4 separate regions of the Mus musculus genome follow, and regions 2, 3 and 4 are each linked to region 1. Evidence: chromatin loops called from intact Hi-C (ENCODE). Cell type or tissue: left cerebral cortex. All regions are shown on one strand.

Region 1 (2,500 bases):
ATGGTTGTGAGCCACCATGTGGTTGCTGGGATTTAAACTCAGGACCTTCGGAAGAGCAGTCAGTGCTCTTAACCGCTGAGCCATCTCTCCAGCCCAAAAGCTGCATTTTAATAAAATAGTTCAGAGGCTTGACAGATGGCACAGCATGCCAGGTGTTGGTCGCTGAGCCAGATGACATGAATTCAAGTCCCAGGACATACATGGTGGAAGGAGAAAATGAGCTTCCATGAGTTATTCTTTTTTCTCACAAGTAAACACATGCACAAATGTCACACACACACACACACACACACACACACACACACACACACACACACACAAACGCGCGCGCGCGCGCGCAAGGTCATGCAAACCTTGGGTGAACCAGGAACAACAACCACAACAAAAAACGTAAGCTGGTGAAGATGGCACAATCCTATAATTCCACAATTTGAAAGGCTGAAGCAGAAGTTCAGAGCAGCCTGGACTACATAGTGTGGCGCTGTCTCCAGAACATTTATTATGAGATAAATAGACTTGCAATTTTTAAGATGGTGAGACTTTAGTTTTGATTTTCTTTCACAAGTGCCACATATAATATTGAGAAGGTTCCACTGAATTCGTTCCTAAAATTCACTCTTGAATAGGATTTTTGTAACCTCGAGACCCGAGAAAGCTACCAAACATAGAGCCTCTAGTATGAGCCCTGGGCAGACAGAGGGGTTGTGTCAAGTACCAGTCATCCTTGTCTACATAATGAACTCCAGGCCAACAAGGACCACATATACCTTGTCTGAAAAACAAAACCAACCTCGAATGCAAGCCGGAAGTGGTAGCATGCGCTTATAATTTGGGTACACACCATAAAACTAAATAATGAAAAGTTATTACACTTTGGCCTTAGTGTATAGACTTATGATTAATTACTTTTTTTTTTTTTTTTCGACACATGGTTTCTCTGTGTAGCCCTGGCTGTCCTGGAACTCACTCTGTAGACCAAGCTGGCCTCGAACTCAGAGATCCGCCTGCCTCTGCCTCCCAAGTGCTGGGATTAAAGGCGTGCGCCACCACTGCCCGGCTTCATTACTTTTAAAATTCCCCTACACACAGGTCTTGGGATTCTAGAACTTTCTAGACCGCACCGGCAGGGGTTTAAAGGAGGCTGCAATCGGGTTCCATTAGGCAAATTTCTGTGGAGGAACAGAGCGGACAACTTTTGCCATTTAATACATTATTGTTATTTAAATGTCGCGATAATTGGTTCGGGGGTCGGGATTTCGCTCTGACCGTTTAGGAACTCATCTGACAAGGTTCCAAGAGAAAAGCTCTGGAAAACAAGAAAGTGTAACACTCCACGCTTTCGGAAGCGGGGAGGGCGGTGACGGAGGAAGGGGCGGGCCTGCGCATGCGCAGAGCGGCCCTAAGCTGGCTTTTCTTATCGCCGCCGACGTCTTCTCAGTGCTGTACGGTGGCCGGCGCGTGCCAGAAGCTTGGGATGAATGGAGGTGCAGGGTGCAGGTTGAACTAAGTCTCTGCTTTCCCCTCTCTCCTGGTTGCTTCTCCCTTTTTTTTCCCTTTCCTTTTTACTTTTTTTTTTTTTTTTGCAGTGTCCCCATTCTGATTCTCGCTCTGTCGACGGCACTGTTGGTGCCAGCGTCAGAGTTCTTGGTGCCTGAGTCGACTCCGGGCATTGCCGGGGTTTGGGGATCTGGATAATCACCTAGGCCCAACTTCGGACCGCGCTCTCCATTTCTGCCTCGTCTGGCTCTCGGAGGCGGAATCCGAGTGGGTCCCTTGAGGCTGGAGGGTTGATCTTAAGGTATGAAGCGTCGGCTTCTCGGGCCCAAGTGCCGCTTTGTCTGAAGTCCGCCTGACTCTTCGCAGCCCGGGTCACTCGATTCTCATTGCTGCCTGGCAGAGACCCCTGAGTCCTGTCACCTCTGCCTTGAGCTTACTCTACTGTTAAAAGACCAGCGCTTACTATTGAAACAGCAGCATTTCTGCCTACGATTCTTTGTCCACAGCTCTGCTAGGGAGTAGGTCTTAAGACTGAGTGGTCTCTGTTAACTGTTCCATGTCACCTCTCTTTTCTGCTACCTTTTGAAAATTTACTCAAAACCACAGTGCCCAAGTGAGACTCTCTTTAACTCCTTCAGCTGACTGTACATACACATCTACCTCTATAACAATAGGGGTACGGAATAGCGTTGTGGCTTTCAGAACCATGCCTCTGACATTACTTTTGGCCCGTGAGATGATTTACCAGTGTTTCCATGTAGTTGGGAGGTAGAAAGAGAAGCCCAACTGATATTTATATTTATCTGGTAGGCTTGTAAAATGAAAGAGATCTGGCTGCAGCCGTTCATTTTCTCTCCATATTTCATGGAACTCATGTAATGGGCATAATGAGGGAAGTCTTGGCTGTGTTCAGGGTAGGAGGGTTCACTGGGACACAAAGTATTAGAGCAAATGATCTCTAAATTGAGAAGAAACATTAATCTGCAGTTTTCCTTCTTATCTT
Region 2 (2,500 bases), 230 kb before region 1:
GAATAGCAGCACTAATGCTGAATAAGTTGGCTCATGTACTCTGAGGCAGAGTCCACATCAGGAAGTTTGCTAAGGGTGGGTGAGATGGCTGGGTAAGTCAAGACCTTTAATTTGAGTTAAATCCCCTAAACTCATATGGTGGAAGCAATGAACTGACTCCCACAAGTCCTCTGACACACACACTAAATAAATACAATAGATTTTTTTTTACAGATTCATTAATGTTTAGAAGGAAAAAAATCAGTGCCTTAATTAAGCATCAACAAAGATAATAAACACTTCATTTTATGCTGAAACAGCTTCCACAAAGCTAATAAGGTTTTCAGTAATTAATGGTGCCACCGAGAATATTGCTTCTCCTTCCAAAAGAATGTTAGTCAAATGCCTTTGAAAGAGGACCCTTAGGGGGAGTCATCACGTAATTGCTAAGTGATGCTTTAGTCTAAATAAGGAGTTAGCCTCCCGAATAAAAATGCCACCATCGGCTTGGTTAGGGGTGTCAGAAGAGAGGCTGTGGGCAGGGCAAGATCCCTACGTGATCCAGTGTGGATCTCGGACCAGGGTGCCAGAATCGTGCTGTCGCCCGACGAAACGCAGAGCCCACCGCCGGGCCTCTCCCGTTTCCCCCGCGATGGAGCTAGCTGCGGCGGAGGCTGGCTGGCTGAAACCGTGCAGTTACTGTGTGACGTTTCGAAGAGGCTCGGAAGCCACAGCGGCTCTATCGCCTCACTCTCTGAAGAGCGACTTGGGACAGGACAGTTTGTGTCTCTGCTATTAAAAAAGAAACACAAAACCTGCCCTCCTTCATACATAAACAAGAAAAGGGGAAAGGGAGAAAGAAAAGTCAACGCCAACTCTTCCGGAATCCGCGAGGACAGAGTTCTCCACCCACGTCCGAGCTTCGGCTCTTCTCCCCGGAAACCCTCCGCCTCACCCCCTTCCCCAGGCCTGACCTCTCATGACCAGGAGCGGGCGGCCTCGGCAGCCACAATACCAACAGCCCGACACGCGGCCGCAAGCCCTTCTCGCCAAGCCTTCAGCCTCGGACGCCACCAGCAGCGCTCGGCCTGGCCCCGCGGCGGCGCGCGCGCTCCCTAGACGTCGTCACGCGCGGCCCGCCTTCGCCGGGCCACGCCCTCGCCCAGTGGAAGAAGGAGCCTCTAGGCCCCGCCCCGCGCTCATCCCGGCCCCGCCCTTCCCAGCAGAGAAGGGAACCTTTAGGCCCTGTCCCGAGTCCCTAGCCCCGCCTTCACTGGGAGGAGGAGGAGGAGGGCGCATCTAGGCCCCGCCCTGAACATCGTAGACCCGCCCTGTCGCCCTGTGGCCCTGTTGGTGATGTTATACGAGTGGCGTAGTGGCGGACGTGTGTGCTAATTAAGTCTGCGTGGCTGTCACGTCTTGCGTGTATTAGTGATCAGTCACACGCTTCGGAGTCCTTCAGTACTTGAGGTTGAAAATGGGTAGGTCCAGGAACCTGCTCGGCAGCGGGCTGCGTACCGGGAGCCGCGATCTGGCTTCCGGCTGCGTGTTGCTAGCTACGCCAGACCCGCTGGGCTGCCTGGGCAGAGAGGTTGTGTGACCTGGATTCGGGTTCCAAGCCTGAAGTTGAACAGTGTGCCCTAGTTCGTGCCAGAACCGGGTGCCAGAACTGGATATCAGACGCGCCAGGAAGTTTGTGAGGCCCTGGAAGTAGATTTAGAAAACCCCGTGTTGGCGAGCAGGGAACTCGACTTCTAAAATAAAGGCTACTAAAGGGGAAAAAAGATACTACAAGGAAAAAAAAAAAAAACACAGTTCTGGAAAATCTAGGACATCATATGTATAACAGGATTCCTATGATTCTTGAAATTAAGTATTTCATCGGAGGCTGACGTGACTAGGCAAAAGTCTGGCGTTTTGCACACACTTGGCTTTTTGCAGAGACACTTCTGAGTTACGTGTCCAGTAATTTTGTCTTTCTACCTGACTTAAACCTTTCAAATACCTTGTCAAAATCTCCTTAGCCATGAAATTTTGTCTTCCTTTCATAGTAGTATAACTGAATCTACTGGTTTTAGCCTCAGCCCTTCATTCATCTTGAGACTATTCTTAAATTTCTCTCAAGTCAAAAAGCACTTTAAAAAATCCCAATGCTCTTTTGGATCTGCTTCTCTCTGTGACCAGCACATTAGCACTCTCTTTTTTTAAGACTTGGTCCCAAGTAGAACAGGCCTATTTGTGCCTGTGCGTGATGGTGACAGGTAGTGCCTGAACTGGTACGACAGAGGACACTTTTGGGAAATTTTCTCTCCTACCTTTATTTGGGTTCCAGGGAGCCAACTGAGACTGCAAATTTTGTGCACAGCAGAGATCCTATGTGAGTAGTTTTATTTTAAACTAAAATGAACGTATGATAAGCATTAGTGGCTCATGATTGTAATCCTAGAATTTTGAAGACTAAGACAGAAAGATGCTGTGAGTTCCAGGCCAATCTATGATACAGAGTAAAACTCTTTTTTTT
Region 3 (2,500 bases), 180 kb before region 1:
CAAGCAGCTTCTGGGCACAGACAGCACTTTGAACAGCATCTGCTTAGCCCAGTGTCTGGCTCTTCACACTGATCAAATCACCACGTGGGTGACCAGTGGTCTCCCAGACTCGAGTTACAAAGCCCCATTTTACCAGCAACATCTCAAAAATGGTCCAACATCTCTGGCAGAATAAATGCTATCTATAAACCATAATCTAACACTTAAGCTGCAAACAGGATTTCAAAATGAAATTGTGTTGTATATTTTAAGAATCACAATTCACTGAAAGGAGAACAAAGGGGGCAAATTTAGGCTTAGATTTGATGAAAGGAAGAACACTTAAAAATATAGATCATATGTCGGACAGGTTACTAGAGACTTGCCTTCCTTGAAAAATCTTTAAAATTAGAACCACAGGGCAATAGCTCAGCATCAGGGAACTGCATGTGCAAGGACCTGGTTTGATCCCCAGGGCTTGGAGAAAACGAATAAACAGTCATTTATCTTGAACCATTTGGCCACAAACCAGCTTGGAAACACTATCTGAGGAAGGTACATTTCCGAGACTCCCCCTGCGAACCCTTGCCTCTCTCCGCTGTCCGTATACCAGGGCATCAGGGCATGGCAGGGATAACAAAGTTGGCGGAGGAGGCAGAGGACGTTAGCCGCACGTGGGATTATTTTGCCGCAGAAACGGAGAACTGGCTGCATTGCTGTCAGTCCACCAACTGAGCAGTTAATGAAAGCAGGTGGCACAGTACAGTCCTTCGGCTCTTTCTAGAATCCCGATGAATCAGATAGCTACCCCACCCCCCAAAGAGAGGCTGCGAAGCTGGGATTCCAATCTGAAGATGATTCTGATCAGGGCACAACAAAGATGTCTCTTTTCTCCCTCCCCCGGCATGTCCAACGAGTATTCAGAGTCTGAAACACTCAGCAGTTTCAAAAAGTGAACCACCGTTGGGAATCCTACGGGGATGCATGTACTGGCACAAATGTCGTGATATATTGCATAAACGGACGTGGCTCTGCTTCTCTCCGGTTTGATTTATTTTTTTTTTTTTTAATTATTTTAGTGCTTGCCTTGGCAGCTCGTTTACTAAGATTGGAATAATACAGAGAAGATTAGTGTGGCCCTGCAAAAGGATGGCATGCACATTTGTGAAGTGTTCTATAGTTTCATATGTGCATGAAGCAACAGTTAATGAAAACGGAGGCCATGAATTTGGAAAAGCAAGGAGGGGCATGTTGGGGTGTGTGTGTGTGTGTGTGTGGACGGAGGGGAGGGAGCTGGGGAATGATGCAAGATTATCATCTTATAGCATTGGAGACTTTAAAACATACTTATTTTATTATTTGTGTGTGTGTGTCTGAGAGAGAGAGAGAGAGAGAGAGAGAGAGAGAGAGATGGGTGTGCAGGCACCCACTGAGGCCAGAAGGGGGCTCTGGATCTCTTCGAGCTGGAGTAAGGCATCTCTGAGTCGCGTGAATGATGTGGGTGTTGACATCACAACTCTGGTTCTCTGATGGGGCAGGGAACACTCCTAACTGCCTCTTTCCAGCCTCTCAATTTCTTTGTTCTTTTCTTTTCTTTTCTCTCTCTCTCTCTCTCTCTCTCTCTCTCTCTCTCTCTCTCTCTCTCTCTCGTGTGTGTGTGTGTGTGTGTGTGTGTGCATCCTTATTCATTTATGTGAGCATGGGCATGTATTTGAACGCTGTGGGTGGTCAGAGACAACCTTGGATGCTGGACCTTGGTCTCCACCTTGTCTGAGACAAGATCTCTTTGCTGTAGTTCTGCTGCTTATGCCAAGCTACTCAGACTTTCGGTTTCTCTGCTCTCCACATCCCTAGTGTGGACCTGTAGGAGCCCTGAGATTATAGACACTTAGTGCGCTAGTGCCTAGCTTTTACAGGTATTCTATGGAGTTCACGGCTCAAGCTTTCCTGACAAGCATGTTTATGTACTGAGCCATCTCTCCAGCCCTCGTTAGTTAGTTAGTTAGTTAGTTAGTTAGTTAGTTTGCATGTTACCCAGTCTCCTTAGAGTTCCCACTGCTCTCTTCCTCTGCTCCTGGGGACTGACTACAGCATCAGGGTGGGGTAGGCAGTGCCCTGACCTTAGTCATTGGTCCTCATTAGCATCTTCCCAGTGTCCTCCTCCTATCTGATTCCTCAGTCTTTGTCCAATAGCGTTGTCTGACCGGGAAGTTTCCTGTACGGCCTCTTTCTACTTTGATGACCCATTCTTCTGGGCTGTACATAAGTAGGTGGGGTGCCGGAGTCTATCTGCTAAGTCAGGGTGACACTCAGGTGTTTACCAAGCCTTTTATTTCTCTGCATAACACAGAGTCCAAGAGGTTGCTTCAAGGTTACTTCTGTCCTACCTGTTGAGTCTCACAACCTAGGTATGTCTGAGTGGCAAGTGGGGGCTCTTGAACCCCCATGGGCTCTGTCTGGCTCTGCATCATAGGTTCCTCTACTCTTGGATTCTTTCTTTCTCTCTTTCTTCTCTTCCCTT
Region 4 (2,500 bases), 210 kb before region 1:
ACCAACCTTTCTAAGAAAGGTTACTTCTGGTGCTTATGAATGGTAAGTAATGAAAAACAAACAACCTTTCAGGGTCCCAGAGAGATGGCTCAGTGGTGAAAGGCACACATTGCTCTTGCAGAGGACCCGAGTTCAATTCCCAGCTCCCATGTTGGTGGCTCACAACTGTTGAGGTCGGCCCACCCCAACCTCACCCCTGGCATAGCTGTAGCCATTTTGTTCCATACCTGTCAGCTATTTCATATTGTTGCTGTAATATGCCTACCCATCATTGATGCAGAAAAATAACTTGACTCAGAGCAAGGTCATGCTGATCACACATCCTGTTATGTTCTGTATGAGGCTTGTTAATCTTAAGAAATTCCATGGGCTTTATGTAGGACCCATCAAATTAAAAGTCAATATGAACCGTTATGTCCAAAATTGCTTGAGTCAGAGCCAACCACTGAGCAGCACTTCCTGCACCTGTGTATGAGCTCACTGTGGCTTTTGTGGATTTTTTTCCCTTCATAAGCTGGCCCTGAGAAATTTTCGTGGATGCGGCTCAGCCCTAGAATTACGAGCTGTGGCCCTGATCGATCAGTATTATGGTATGCACTTAATAAACCATTCCTGTCTGATTGCGATCAGTGCTTGTGTGGTTTGTGGGGTGACTCCTGGACCCCAACACAACCATCTGTAATTCCAGCTCCTGGGGATTCTGACACCCCTGATTGTCACAGGCATCTGCATTCACATGCATGTACACACACACACACACACACACACACACACACACTCACTCATAATTAAGAAATGATTTTAAAATCTCATAAACTAACCTGTGAGGGACATAAATCAGTTCATAGAGTACTTGCATGAAGTACTGGGTTAGACTCTCACCGTTGCATGAGGTAGGCATGATGGCACAGGCCTGTAATCCCAACACAGGAGAGGTGGAGGCAAGAGGTCATCTTCAGGCTGTAGAGAGAGTTCCAGGCCAGCCTGGGATAAGTATGACTCTGTCCCGCCCCTCCCACCAGGAAAAAAACAAAACAAAACAAGAAAACAAAAAATAAGGGTCTGGAGAGACAGCTCAGCGGTTAAGAGCACTGACTGCTCTTCCAGAGGTCCTGAGTTCAATTCCCAGGAACCACGTGGTGGCTCACAACCATCTGTAATGGGATCTGATGGACTCTTCTGGTGTGTCTGAGGACAACGAGAGTGTGTAATCACATAATATAAAATAAATACATGTTAAAAATAATAAAAAATAAAATAAAATAATAAATACATGTTTAAAAGCAAATAAAAAACCCATAACCCCCCAAAAAAACCACAGACAAAACAAAACATACCCAGAAATGAAAAGCAAGTCTGATAGTTAATATATAGACTAATCACATTCTTTAGTGTTTACTGGAAATAGTTACAACTACGAAAACAGAGCCATTACTAACTGCATTGCTTCTGGGAGTAGTAAAACATTACAACAAAGGAACACACGGGGGCGCCATAATCAGCCAGAAACAGAACGTGAGAGGCGAGGGCTGTTTGTGAGAAGTCAAAAGCTGTGCTGCACTTCTTTTTTTTTTTTTTCTTCCGAGACAGGGTTTCTCTGTGTAGCCCTGGCTGTCCTGGAACTCACTTTGTAGACCAGGCTGGCCTCGAACTCAGAAATCCACCTGCCTCTGTCTCCCGAGTGCTGGGTTTAAAGGCGTGCGCCACCACACCCAGCTTGTTTGTTTGTTTGTTTGTTTGTTTGTTTGTTTTTTGAGACAGGGTTTCTCTGTATAGCCCTGGCCGTCCTGGAACTCACTCTGCCCGAGAGCTGGGATTAAAGGCGTGTGCCACCACGCCCGGCTGTGCTGAACTTCTATGGACAACAAGATTTCAGAGGTTTGTGCGTCAACATTCTCTGTCCTTAGAGAGTCAACTGGGCTCTAGGATCCCACAAGAGTGTGCAAGCCCTGACTGATGAAGTTATGCTGGAGAATTTGACTGGTGTTCTGGCAAATCTTTATTTGAAGCATTTACCATTGGCCTGGAATAATATATTTAAATCGAGAATGAGTTTATTAATAACATTTATGAGGCTGCTGAGATGGCTCAGTGGGTAAGAGCACCCGACTGCTCTTCCAAAGGTCCGGAGTTCAAATCCCAGCAACCACATGGTGGCTCACAACCATCCGTAACGAGATCTAACTCCCTCTTCTGGAGTGTCTGAAGACAGCTACAGTGTACTTACATATAACCAATAAATAAATCTTAAAAAAAAAAACATTTATGAATGGCAAGAAGCAGCTGGGTGGAGACTCCTTGCTTGGAATGGGTGAGACTCGGGGTTTAATCCAAACATTGCAAACAAACAAACATGCTTATTTTCATGACATTTCCTCTACAATGTGAAATGTGGCGCGTCTTCTATGATCAACTCTGACCCCAAATTGCTTTCTTGGAGATCTGTAGCCTTTTACTTATCTCTGGCATATGGCTAGTTCACTCCTTGATTCTCAGGCAA

What was found. Peaks named below come from ENCODE experiments on the same cell type or tissue, not always from the same donor. Only the 100,000 strongest peaks of a DNase experiment are listed, where the experiment ranks them.
Region 2: a loop joins it to region 1, with 2.2 times the contacts of the local background. A loop is called at or near these places in 2 of 42 quality-filtered maps.
Region 3: a loop joins it to region 1, with 1.9 times the contacts of the local background. A loop is called at or near these places in 2 of 42 quality-filtered maps.
Region 4: it touches region 1 in a loop (2.1-fold over the local background); 3 of 42 quality-filtered maps call a loop at or near these places.

What each region holds. Positions count from the first base shown.
Region 1 is chr11:86,256,502-86,259,001 of GRCm38, reverse strand. Ints2 (integrator complex subunit 2) reads left to right here and starts at 1,408. Exons shown (of 25, transcript NM_027421.3): 1 at 1,408-1,798. All of the region lies in intron 2 of Brip1os (BRCA1 interacting protein C-terminal helicase 1, opposite strand), which reads right to left. In left cerebral cortex, no CTCF peak of the experiment used is centred here; a DNase peak (open chromatin) is centred at 1,412; H3K4me3 peaks cover 1,595 bases; H3K27ac peaks cover 1,316 bases.
Region 2 is chr11:86,483,253-86,485,752 of GRCm38, reverse strand. Rnft1 (ring finger protein, transmembrane 1) reads right to left here and starts at 1,096. Exons shown (of 9, transcript NM_029788.5): 1 at 954-1,096. In left cerebral cortex, a CTCF peak has its summit at 1,052; DNase peaks (open chromatin) are centred at 692 and 1,220; H3K4me3 peaks cover 2,119 bases; H3K27ac peaks cover 1,775 bases.
Region 3 is chr11:86,435,973-86,438,472 of GRCm38, reverse strand. It overlaps Gm26439 (a small nuclear RNA gene), which reads left to right and starts at 1,058; the gene lies at 1,058-1,163. In left cerebral cortex, a CTCF peak has its summit at 1,418 (motif pointing right); DNase peaks (open chromatin) are centred at 14, 746 and 1,438; H3K4me3 peaks cover 777 bases; H3K27ac peaks cover 385 bases.
Region 4 is chr11:86,463,467-86,465,966 of GRCm38, reverse strand. No RefSeq gene overlaps it. Among named protein-coding and RNA genes, the nearest start is that of Rnft1, 20 kb to the left of the region's middle. In left cerebral cortex, a CTCF peak has its summit at 1,480 (motif pointing right); a DNase peak (open chromatin) is centred at 1,489.